Regions from separate parts of the Homo sapiens genome. Here region 1 is linked to region 2. A link is an interaction called in ENCODE POLR2A ChIA-PET data of the cell type or tissue named here. Cell type or tissue: K562. All regions are shown on one strand.

What was found. Peaks named below come from ENCODE experiments on the same cell type or tissue, not always from the same donor. Only the 100,000 strongest peaks of a DNase experiment are listed, where the experiment ranks them.
Region 1: POLR2A ChIA-PET joins it to region 2 with 5 read pairs; 8 of 35 experiments call an interaction of 5 or more read pairs at or near these places.

Annotation. Positions count from the first base shown.
Region 1 is chr5:141,601,963-141,606,962 of GRCh38, reverse strand. The region is part of intron 1 of DIAPH1 (diaphanous related formin 1); the gene reads left to right. Among named protein-coding and RNA genes, the nearest start is that of DIAPH1, 15 kb to the left of the region's middle. RefSeq lists an enhancer at 1,248-1,327. In K562, no CTCF peak of the experiment used is centred here; DNase peaks (open chromatin) are centred at 1,112 and 2,442; H3K4me3 peaks cover 372 bases.
Region 2 is chr5:141,672,927-141,677,926 of GRCh38, reverse strand. It overlaps ARAP3 (ArfGAP with RhoGAP domain, ankyrin repeat and PH domain 3), which reads left to right. Exons shown (of 33, transcript NM_022481.6): 5 at 4,119-4,322; 6 at 4,457-4,526; 7 at 4,794-4,914. Among named protein-coding and RNA genes, the nearest start is that of ARAP3, 6.8 kb to the left of the region's middle. RefSeq lists enhancers at 2,399-3,067, 3,068-3,735. In K562, a CTCF peak has its summit at 276; a DNase peak (open chromatin) is centred at 296.

The sequences.
Region 1 (5,000 bases), 71 kb after region 2:
TAATAGCCTTGGGAATCTTGATTATTTTCAAGGCTCTCTGTTTCTGTGATCTAATATAGGAGACTGACAGTTTTGAAAACATTAATTCTCTCTCACCAAAGTAACTATGGGGCAGAGAGAATCACTAATGTAACTATATGTGACCAGAAGAACTCTGTTGAGAAGAGATTATTATTCATCTCTGGAGAGATAGTTTTGACTTGTGTTTAATGAAAGAACATGTCTGTAGGATTAAAAAAAACTCTTATGTTATTTTACATAGTGTAAGGCTATCAACTTTTATTATTAAAAATGAAAGCAGGCACTTTGGGAGGCCGAGGTGGGCAGATCACCTGAGGCCAGGAGTTCAAGACCAGCCTGGCCAACATGGTGAAACCCCGTCTCTACTAAAAATACAAAAATTATCCAGGCGTGGTGGTGCCCAGTTGTAGTCCCAGCTACCCGGGAGGCCGAGGCAGGAGAATTGCTTGAACCCAGGAGGTGGAGGTTGCTGTGAGTCGAGATTGTGCCATTGCACTCCAGCCTGGGCGACAGAGCGAGACTCTGTCTCAAAATAAATAAATAAATAAAAATGAAAGCAGGATTTGACTCAGTGCCCTTAGGGATTGTTACATACATTTAAAGTGAATAATTGCTAAGTTCCCATATTATTTGAATCTATTAATATGATCTTTAATGGCTACAGAAAGGTTTACATTGAGTATTAAATGAAGAGAACAAGGAAGAGTTTTCAAGTCCTCAGGGTATGTCTGGATATCCACAAAAAGTACTAGTGGCAGTAGGAGTGCACCATTTTTTTCATAAGCACATATACTCCCACCCAGAGCTATAAGAATTCCTTCAGTTCCTTCATTTGGCAATAGAAGCAAAATAGTTTTGGACTATTCTAAAATTATTTCATTTTGCATGGGGCCTAGAGGGATATTTTTAGTTTTCTTAGTTTTTGTGAAAGATGTGTGTCAGGCTTAGAGGTCTCTAGTGATTTCTTTCTTGATTCTTGTATTTTTAAAAGATGGGAGTTGGTCTTAGTTGGCAGCTCTTTGCATCCGCCAGGGCTGTTCGTTACTTACTTCTAGGTCTGTGGGTGACGTCTGTTTCCTGTGATTGAAACCGCAAGAAGAAGTGGTGAGAAGCCACTGTAGGATATGTATTATCAGGCAAGCAGCAGGCATTGGGCTGCCCTCAAAAAGAGCAGTAGTACCTAAGTATAGTCTTTAAGGAGTCGGAAGAGACCCTAGAAATGATCTGACCCAGCCTCTTAAAATTAGGAGGACACTGAGGCCTAGTGGTATTAAGTTGCTCAAAGTCGTGTAATTAGATGACCTAGGTTTTAGACTCCACTAATATTCTTCTCAGTATTCTTTCTCACATTGCATTGTCATACCTAAACTTTGTAACTGTGCCTTGTCAGGAGTGTTTCCTTAAGCAAAATACCACTGGAGAAGAGTAAATACTGATAGGCATTTTGCCTATGGTAATTGGATGATGATGTTTTGCTTTTAGATGATGTGCTAATGATTTTTTGTGTGTGCTTTTTTTTTGAAAACACATATATATTTTTGAAACAATACGTAAGAACCCTAAATTTCTATTTTTCATTTTTATTTTACAGTCTTTGTATATTTTAGTCATTATCTCTATGCACAAATATTTTTACAACATTGCCTTTATAGTTTACAGATGTTTTTTGCTTTTAAAATAGTGTCATAAAAATTTTCCAGCTTTCTAATCTTTGAAAATTGCCACCTTAATTTGAAATGGAAATGTATGTGTATTCTAAAAGTGATAGTTTTTTTCTAAGAAAATACAAATGTATATAAAAAGAGTAAAACAGTCCCATACTTTGTTTTTCAGAAATTAATTTTTTTTAATGGTTAGAACCAAAGAGAACAGTACATGATATATGGAAGTTTCTTTAGATCCTAAGTACTTTGGCATGAAATTCTGTGTGTGTTTGTGTTAGAACATAGTTCAACACAAGTACAATTGCTAGAAGTATCAGAACAACCTTATTTTAACACTTATATTTCTGGTGGTAGAGAAATAATAAGATTTCATCTTCATGCTCATCTCCCCTCCTCCCTAAGATTTTTTCAAAATCTTATTCTGAATGTGTACCGGGCCAAAAAATATTTTCTGTGGTTTCGTAGGATCAAGTCTGGCTTATTGAGTAGTAGTATAATTTTTGGATTAGTTAAGCGGTTGTCAGTAGGGGTAGGATTATTTCTGGGTATTCAGGAGTGGTGTGAGGATACAAAAAAGAGATTATTTAGAAATGAAAGGACTTTAGGAATGGGATTTAAAACAAGGTGTCCTCATACTTGGTGCCTGTATGTAGAAGCGGTAGCAGTTGCAGAAACTTCCTGCTGTCTGCTAGGCTTTGGGTGTGTCACACACATGCCCACCCTTGAGGAAGAGTAGATGTCCTGCTACTCACATCATAACATGGGAGGAGAAGACAGTTGCTACGGCGATTGGGAAACAGCATTCCTGAGTCACTGACTATTTCTAAATGAATGGACAACACCCCTTTTTTTAAAGGAGTGATCATAGTCTTCTCTAAGCTTAGGCAGCAGAGGGAGAGGCCTAGTAAGAAAGGAAGAGCAAGTATCAATATTTGAAGCTTGAGAAATATGTTGAAATTTTGGAAAAATTGGTTAACATTATGTTTTGTTTCCTGTATATGTATTCAAAAGTTGTATTGGAACCTTAGAATGTTTGAAAGGAAGGAAGCTTTGCTTACTGTTCTGTCACCAAATGACAGACTATGCATGCTGGCTTTCACCTTCTGAACAGCAGAAGATACCGGTGTGCCTGCTACACCTTGTGATACTTGATAGGAAAGTAGGACTTCCAGACTCTGAGCACTTTCTCTGTTGGCAGCTTGTTTGCCCAAACCATGTGTGCTTTATAGTGCAAGGACTGGCAGTTTGTATGGATGGACTTGGAGGAATGCAGCATCCTCAGCCCGGTTTCTACCTGTTCTGCTGTGCTGGAATAGTGATACCAGCGTGGCCTTTCCTCCTTCCCTCTGGGCTATCAACTACCTAGGATGCCGGCTGCCAGTTGCAGGGCTTTAGGATGAGCTGAGCTGTAGGCAAAAAGTTACTTTTTCCCTTTCCCCAAGGTACTTGCCTTCTTGAACTATTAGAGAAGTGATACTTTGGACCTGTTAGAGGATCCAATTCTAATATTAAGATAGTTTTCCCCTCATTTTAATTATAATTGGGAAATAAGGTTTATTGGAAAGCAGACTCACCAACAGTTTTAGACAGTTGTGCAGGACATTAAGTTAGTTGCTTTACATTTATAAGTAAATTATTTCAAATTTATAAGCAAATTATTGAAATACAGAATGGACTACAGTTACTACTGTTCTTTATACGGCATTTCTAACTTGTGCTTGACACTGGCCACTGCCTAGAATCTTTCATTGTTCCCGGGTGGGGTTAGGAAAAAGATGCTGATTTTGGAAGGCAGGGGTAGATTGATAGAACTCTTTTAATTAGGAATAAAAGATATTGGACTGTCTTTTACTATGTTTCCTTTGTTGGCTGTTGTATGAATTCTAACAAGTTTATTATTTATTTATGTTTTCTCAGCTTTATTGAGGTATAATTGACATACAAATTGTTTATGGTATACAACATGATGTTTTGATATATGTATACATTGTGGAACTAATGAGTTTAACTCTCCAGTGCTTAGTTTAGCTGTGGGGCTGCTGAGGCACTCTGAACCAAATGGAGGAGCTGCTACAGTCTTACCTAATCCTTCAGCACTTTTTCCTCAGTGGTCATGGAGAACATGAGCCTATCATTTCCATTTCTGGGGACTGCTAGGTAATCTTCAGCCTTCTTTCCCTTAAACACATTTAGCTTTTCTAGGTTTATAGTTTATATTTTTAAATTCCTGGTCATTTTGTGCCCCTCTTCTAGACTTCCTTTCCTCTGAGGTACCCTTTTTCTTTCCTTTATTTTCTTTTTGAAGTGGGTACTCCAACTCTACACAACGCCTGTGTAGGCTGCAGGCACCAATAAGTGGTGATGTCAGAATCTAGTTTGTTTCTCTGTAAATGCTAGATGAAATGTTGATTCAATTGCTGTTGTCTTTGGGCCATTCCTTGAAAATGGAAGGGAAAGTTCTTCTGTGCATTTAAAGTTGTCCATTATTTCATTTTCTTTAGTTCTGACTGACTTCTGTTTAAGGAGTGGGAATTGAAGAAGGGAAACTAGCCAGTTTCAGTGGTTCCATCATATATTATTTAACTTTTACAAAGTACTTTGCAAAACAAAGTGCTTTATATCTGTTTTATTATTTATTCTTCATACTAGTCCTCTGAGACAACAGAACCCTAGAGATAGGAAGACTGAAACTGTGGTCGATTTTTAAAAGCTTACCCTGACTTTACATTCCTTTAGTGGAAATGTGATAAATTTTGTGGCAAAGGCCAGGCGTGGTGGCTCACGCTTGTAATCCCAGCACTTTGGGAGGCCAAGGCAGGTGGATCACGAGGTCAGGAGTTCAAGACCATCCTGGCTAATACGGTGAAACCCCGTCTCTACTAAATATACAAAAAATTAGCCGAGTGAGGTGATGGGCGCCTGTAGTTCCAGCTACTCGGGAGGCTGAGACAGGAGAATGGTCTGAACGCAGGGGCGTAGCTTGCAGTGAGCCAAGATTGCGCCACTGCACTCCAGCATAGGCAACAGAGTGAGACTTCGTCTCAAAAAAAAAAATTTTTTTTTGTGGCAAAGCTAGATCAGGCCTCAATGGTAACTGAATTCAAGATCCTATTATGACCCTCTGTTGCCTCAGTACCCTAAGGAACTGTGTCAATCCTGAATAAAGAAATTAATCAGAGCTGGACCCTTATCTCTCTGTTCTGCATGATTCTAAGTGACATATGCCTTACCTTACCTGTTCTTTCTGGGTAGGTAGATTAGGATATGAAAGGAAATTATTTTTGGCTGTAGTGATACTTATTTCCCATTTTACCC
Region 2 (5,000 bases):
TGTAGTCCCAGCTACTAGGGAGGCTGAGGCAGGAGAATCACTTGAACCCGGGAGGCGGAGGTTGCAGCAAGTCAAGATCATGCCACTGCCCTCCATCCTGGACAACCGAGTGAGACCCTGTCTCAAAACAAAAACAAAAACAAAAAAAACAAAAACAAAAAACAAAACAAAACCAAAAAAACAAAAACAAGGGGCCAGATAAGGGACTTTGGCTTTTACTCTAAGTGAAATGGGAAGCCATTGAGGGGTTTTGACTTTATAAAGGGATCCCCCTGGTTGCTATGTTGGGAGTGGTCTGTAGGGGGCCAAAGGAGAAGCAGAGAGACCAGTGGGGAGGTTTTTGTAGTAATGTAGGTGAGAGACCTCAGAGTGTAGTGATAGTAGTGGAGATGATGAGAAGTGGCTTTATTTTGAAGGCAAACTGTCAGATTAACTTGGGATGTGAGAAAAAAAGAGCAGTCAAGAATGACTTTGAGGGCTTCCATCTGAGCTGGTGCTGACCAGTATGGTAGCCATTAGCCACATGTGACTACTGGGCCTATGAAATGCGGCTAGTATCCTTTGAGATGCACAATAAATGTAAAACACCTGCTAGATTTCAAAGACTTAATATGAGAAAAAGCAATACTGGATGAATATAACAAATATAAACATAAATTATCTTATGTTTATATTTTTATGTTGATTACAGAATTTTTATGTAGTAAAAAATAGTAATTTTTATGTTGATTACATACTAAAATGTTAATGTTTAGGATATATTGGGTTAAATAAAATATATTATTAAAATTAATTTCACCTGTTTCTTTTAATTTTTTTAAACGTGGCTACTGAAAAGTTTAAAATTACATACTTGGTTCGCATTAACTTCTGCTGGATAGCACTGTCCTGAGCACCTGAAAGTTCCTGGAGCCGCCACGGTCTGAGATGGGGAAGACTGTGTTCAGGCAGCTGGGAGGAGAGGGTAGATTAGGAGTGCAGTTCTGGATGTGTTGAATTTGAGGTGTAAGTTATGCCTCCAAGAAGAGGTGAAAATAGACCACTGGGTAGACGAGCTTAGAGTCTAGAGAGAGGTCGGAGCTGGAGACCTAAACTTGAGAGTTGTCAGCACTTAGATGGGTGCATAGAGCTGTGAGTGAGTGCAGATAGAGAAGAGGACCAAGATCAAAGCCCTTGTGCACTCCCATATCTAGAGGTTTGGGAGAAGCGGAAGAATCTGCAAAACGGACAGAAGAGAAATAGCAAAGTAGAAGGCCAGGAGAATGTGATGTCATAGGAGCAAAGTGAGGAAAATGTAGAAGAAGAAGGGAGAGGCCAGCTGTGTCCTACGCTGCTGAGGGGTCTGCTGCTGAGTATGATAGGACTTAGAATTCACCCTTGGAATTGGAGGTCACTGGGGATCTTGACAAGTACAGTCTCAGAGTGATGGGGTGAAAGCTCGATGAGAGTGGGTTTTAAGGGAGAATAGAAAAGTACAGACAGTGTCTTTTGAGGAATTTTTCTGCAAAGAAGAGCAGAGAGTTGGAACTATTGTTGCTAGAGGAAGCTGAGTCAAGAAAAGAGTTTTTTTGTTGTTTTTGAGACGGAGTCTTGCTCTGTCACCCAAGCTGGAGTGCAGTGGTGTGATCTCGGCTCATTGCAACCTCTGCCTCCTGGGTTCAAGTGATTCTCCTGCCTCAGCCTCCCAAGTAGCTGGGACCACAGGTGCGCTTCACCACACCCAGCTAATTTTTGTACTTTTAGTAGAGACGGGGTTTCACCATGTTGGCCAGGATGGTCTCGACCTCTTGACCTCGTGATCCGCCTGCCAAAGTGCTGGGATTACAGGCGTGAGCCACCGTACCTGTCCAACAAGAGTTTTTTATTGGATGCAATGTTATATAGGTTTGTAGGTGAATAGGAATGATCTGGTAGGGAGGGACAGTTATGTAGGGGAGAGGAGAGTGAGGGATGTCTAAGTGATTGTGTAGGTGAGAGGAATAGGATTAAGGGCACAGAGGAGGGTCTGGCTTTAGACACGAGTGTTTATTATAGTCACAGGAGGAAGGCAGAATATGTGCGTGAAATTGGGTAAACATGGCACTGGGAGTCTGTGGGGGTTCTTATCTGATTACTTCAATTTCTCAGTGAAGTAGGAAACAGAGGCTGCAGTAGCAGTTTTCAACATTAGCTGTATCATAGGCTGGGGAAATTTTTTTTTTTTTGTGACAGAGTCTCGCTCTGTTGCCCAGGCTGGAGTACAGTGGCTCGATCTCTGCTCACTGCAACCTCCGCCTCCCAGGTTCAAGCAATTATCTTGCCTCAGCCTCCCGAGTAGCTGGAATTACAGGCGCCCGCCAGCACACCTGGCTAATTTTTTTTTGTATTTTTAGTAGAGACGGGGTTTCACCATATTGCCCAGGCTGGTCTTGAACTCCTGACCTTGTGATCTGCCTGACTCGGCCTCCCAAAGTGCTGGGATTACAGGTATAAGCCACCACGCCCAGCCTTTTTTATTTTTTATTTTATTTTTTTTAGGCTGGGGAATTTTTAAAACTATGAGTGCCTGGGCCCTCTCCCAGAGATTCACATTTAAGTGTCTGGTGTGGAGCCCATGTACTGATATTTTTTAATGTTTCCCAAGTGATTTTGTGCTGTTGAGGTTGAGAACCCCTGGAAAGTGACAGAGAATAATAGAGGAATCTACTCAGGTTAGTTAAGGGAGGCCTCTCTGAGAAGATGACATAAGCAAAGACCTGAAGGATGAGAAAAAGCAGCCCAGGGAAGCATGGAAGGCGGCAAGTTCTAGGTAGAGGGAAGAGCGTGTGCAAAGGCTCTGAAACATGGAGGAGAATGTGGCTATAAGCAAGGGCCAGGGCAACACAGGATGCAGTCAGGGGAGTGGCCTACGGGCCTCACTGTACAAGTTCTTGCAGCCCATTGGAATTTGGGTTTAACCTAAGTGCGAATGGGACGTTATTGAAGGGCTTCCTGCAAGGGAGTAAAATGGTCTCATCTGCATTTGTAAAAGAACACTTTGGTGCCTGTGGGAGAATAAGTGTGGGAGGGAGGGCAAGAATGAAAGCAGATGGCCAGTTAGGGAATTTGCATCACCCTGGTGAGAGTTGATGGGAACTTGGTCCTTGGTCCAGGGAGAGGTCAAGAACGTTTTGGACAAAGAGTCAAGACATATTGATTAGCCATGGGCAACCATGACAGGGAGCCATCTACACAGCCCTTCCCCGTCTTTTCCATCCAAGTCATACTAACGGCAAAGAAGATGGACTGAAATTTTCCCAATAAAAATTCCAAGTATGCTCAGGAAAGCAGCCCCATGCCAATCTTAAGGGTTCTGAACCTCCCTATTCCCCTGTTTGAAAAGCAGATCCAGGCTGAGCACAGTGGCTCACACCTGTAACCCCAGCAATTCGGGAGGCCGAGGTGGGAGGATCACTTGAACCCAGGAGTTTGAGACCAGCCTGGGCAACATAGCGAGACCTCATCTCTACTAAAAATAAAATAAAAAATTAGCCAGGTGTGGTGGCCAGCACATGCCTGTAGTCCCAGCTACTCAGGGTGGGAGGATCCCTTGAGCCCAGAAGTTTGAGACTGCAGTGAGCCATGATTGCACCACTGCACTCAGCCTGGGCAGCAGAGAGAGAGAGAGAGACCCTGTCTCAAAAGAGGCTGGGCGTGATGGCTCACGCCTGTAATCCCAACACTTTGGGAGGCCAAGGCGGGTGGATCACCTGAGGTCAGGAGTTCGAGACCAGCCTGACCAACATGGAGAAACCCCGTCTCTACTAAAAATACAAAATTAGCCAGGCGTGGTAGCGTATTCTTGTAATCCCAGCTACTCAGGAGGCTGAGGCAGGAGAATCGCTTGAACCCGAGAGGTGGAGGTTGTGGTGAGCCGAGATTGCGCTATTGCACTCCAGCCTGGGCAACAAGAGCGAAGCTCCATCTCAAAAAAAAAAAAAAAAAAAAAGAAGAAAAGAAAAGAAAAAGAAAAGAAAATCAGATCCAGTACCTGCCAGGCATTCTATTCTTAGGTGATGTGAGTAGGATGGAGAAAGTACAAAGAGGGTGTCCGGGGTACTTGTCTAATGTGTGTCCCTCCCTGTCTTGGCCCCCACAAGGCTCAGCAGACAGGATCTGGAGGCACGGGAGGATGCTGGCTATGCCAGCCTTGAGCTACCTGGAGACTCCACCCTCTTATCGCCCACCCTGGAAACAGAGGAGACCAGTGATGACCTCATTTCACCCTATGCCAGCTTCTCCTTCACGGCAGACCGCCTCACGCCCCTGCTCAGTGGCTGGCTAGACAAGCTCTCCCCTCAGGGGTGGGTGCTGGGAGGGGAAGGGAGGGAGAAAAGAGAGGCTGGGAGGTGGTTGCGCGGGAAAGTGCCCCCAGACCCTATGATCCCCCTAACCCCATGCAACCTCAAACACTGATCTTGGCTCCTTCCTTCCTCAGAAACTATGTCTTCCAGAGACGCTTTGTGCAGTTCAATGGGAGGAGTCTGATGTACTTTGGCAGTGACAAGGTGGGGGGCTGGGAGATGTGACGATATGGAGATGAGGGAGAGGGAGGGCTGAGAGGGGCTCAGAATTGGAAGGAGGGAAGTCCATTGTGTGTGTGGGCGGGGCAGTGACTGCATGACTGATGTCAGCATTTAAAGTAGCTGGCTTAGCAGCTGTACCCACTGCTTGTGGATTTAATGCCAATCTTATAAAATCTGGGGCAGGACCCAGGGGCTGGCACACATGGCTCAGTTCCTGTCCTCATGGGTCATTGAGCTCTCTCTCTCCAGGACCCCTTCCCTAAGGGTGTGATACCTTTGACTGCCATTGAGATGACCCGCAGCAGCAAGGACAACAAGTTCCAGGTCATCACCGGCCAGAGGGTGTTCGTGTTCCGCACAGAGAGCGAGGGTGAGGGCCACAGCCCCCTGAGTCAGGGCAGGAGGGAGGGAGGCTGTGTGAGCAACAGCCACTGACCTGCTTCTCCATCCCCACCA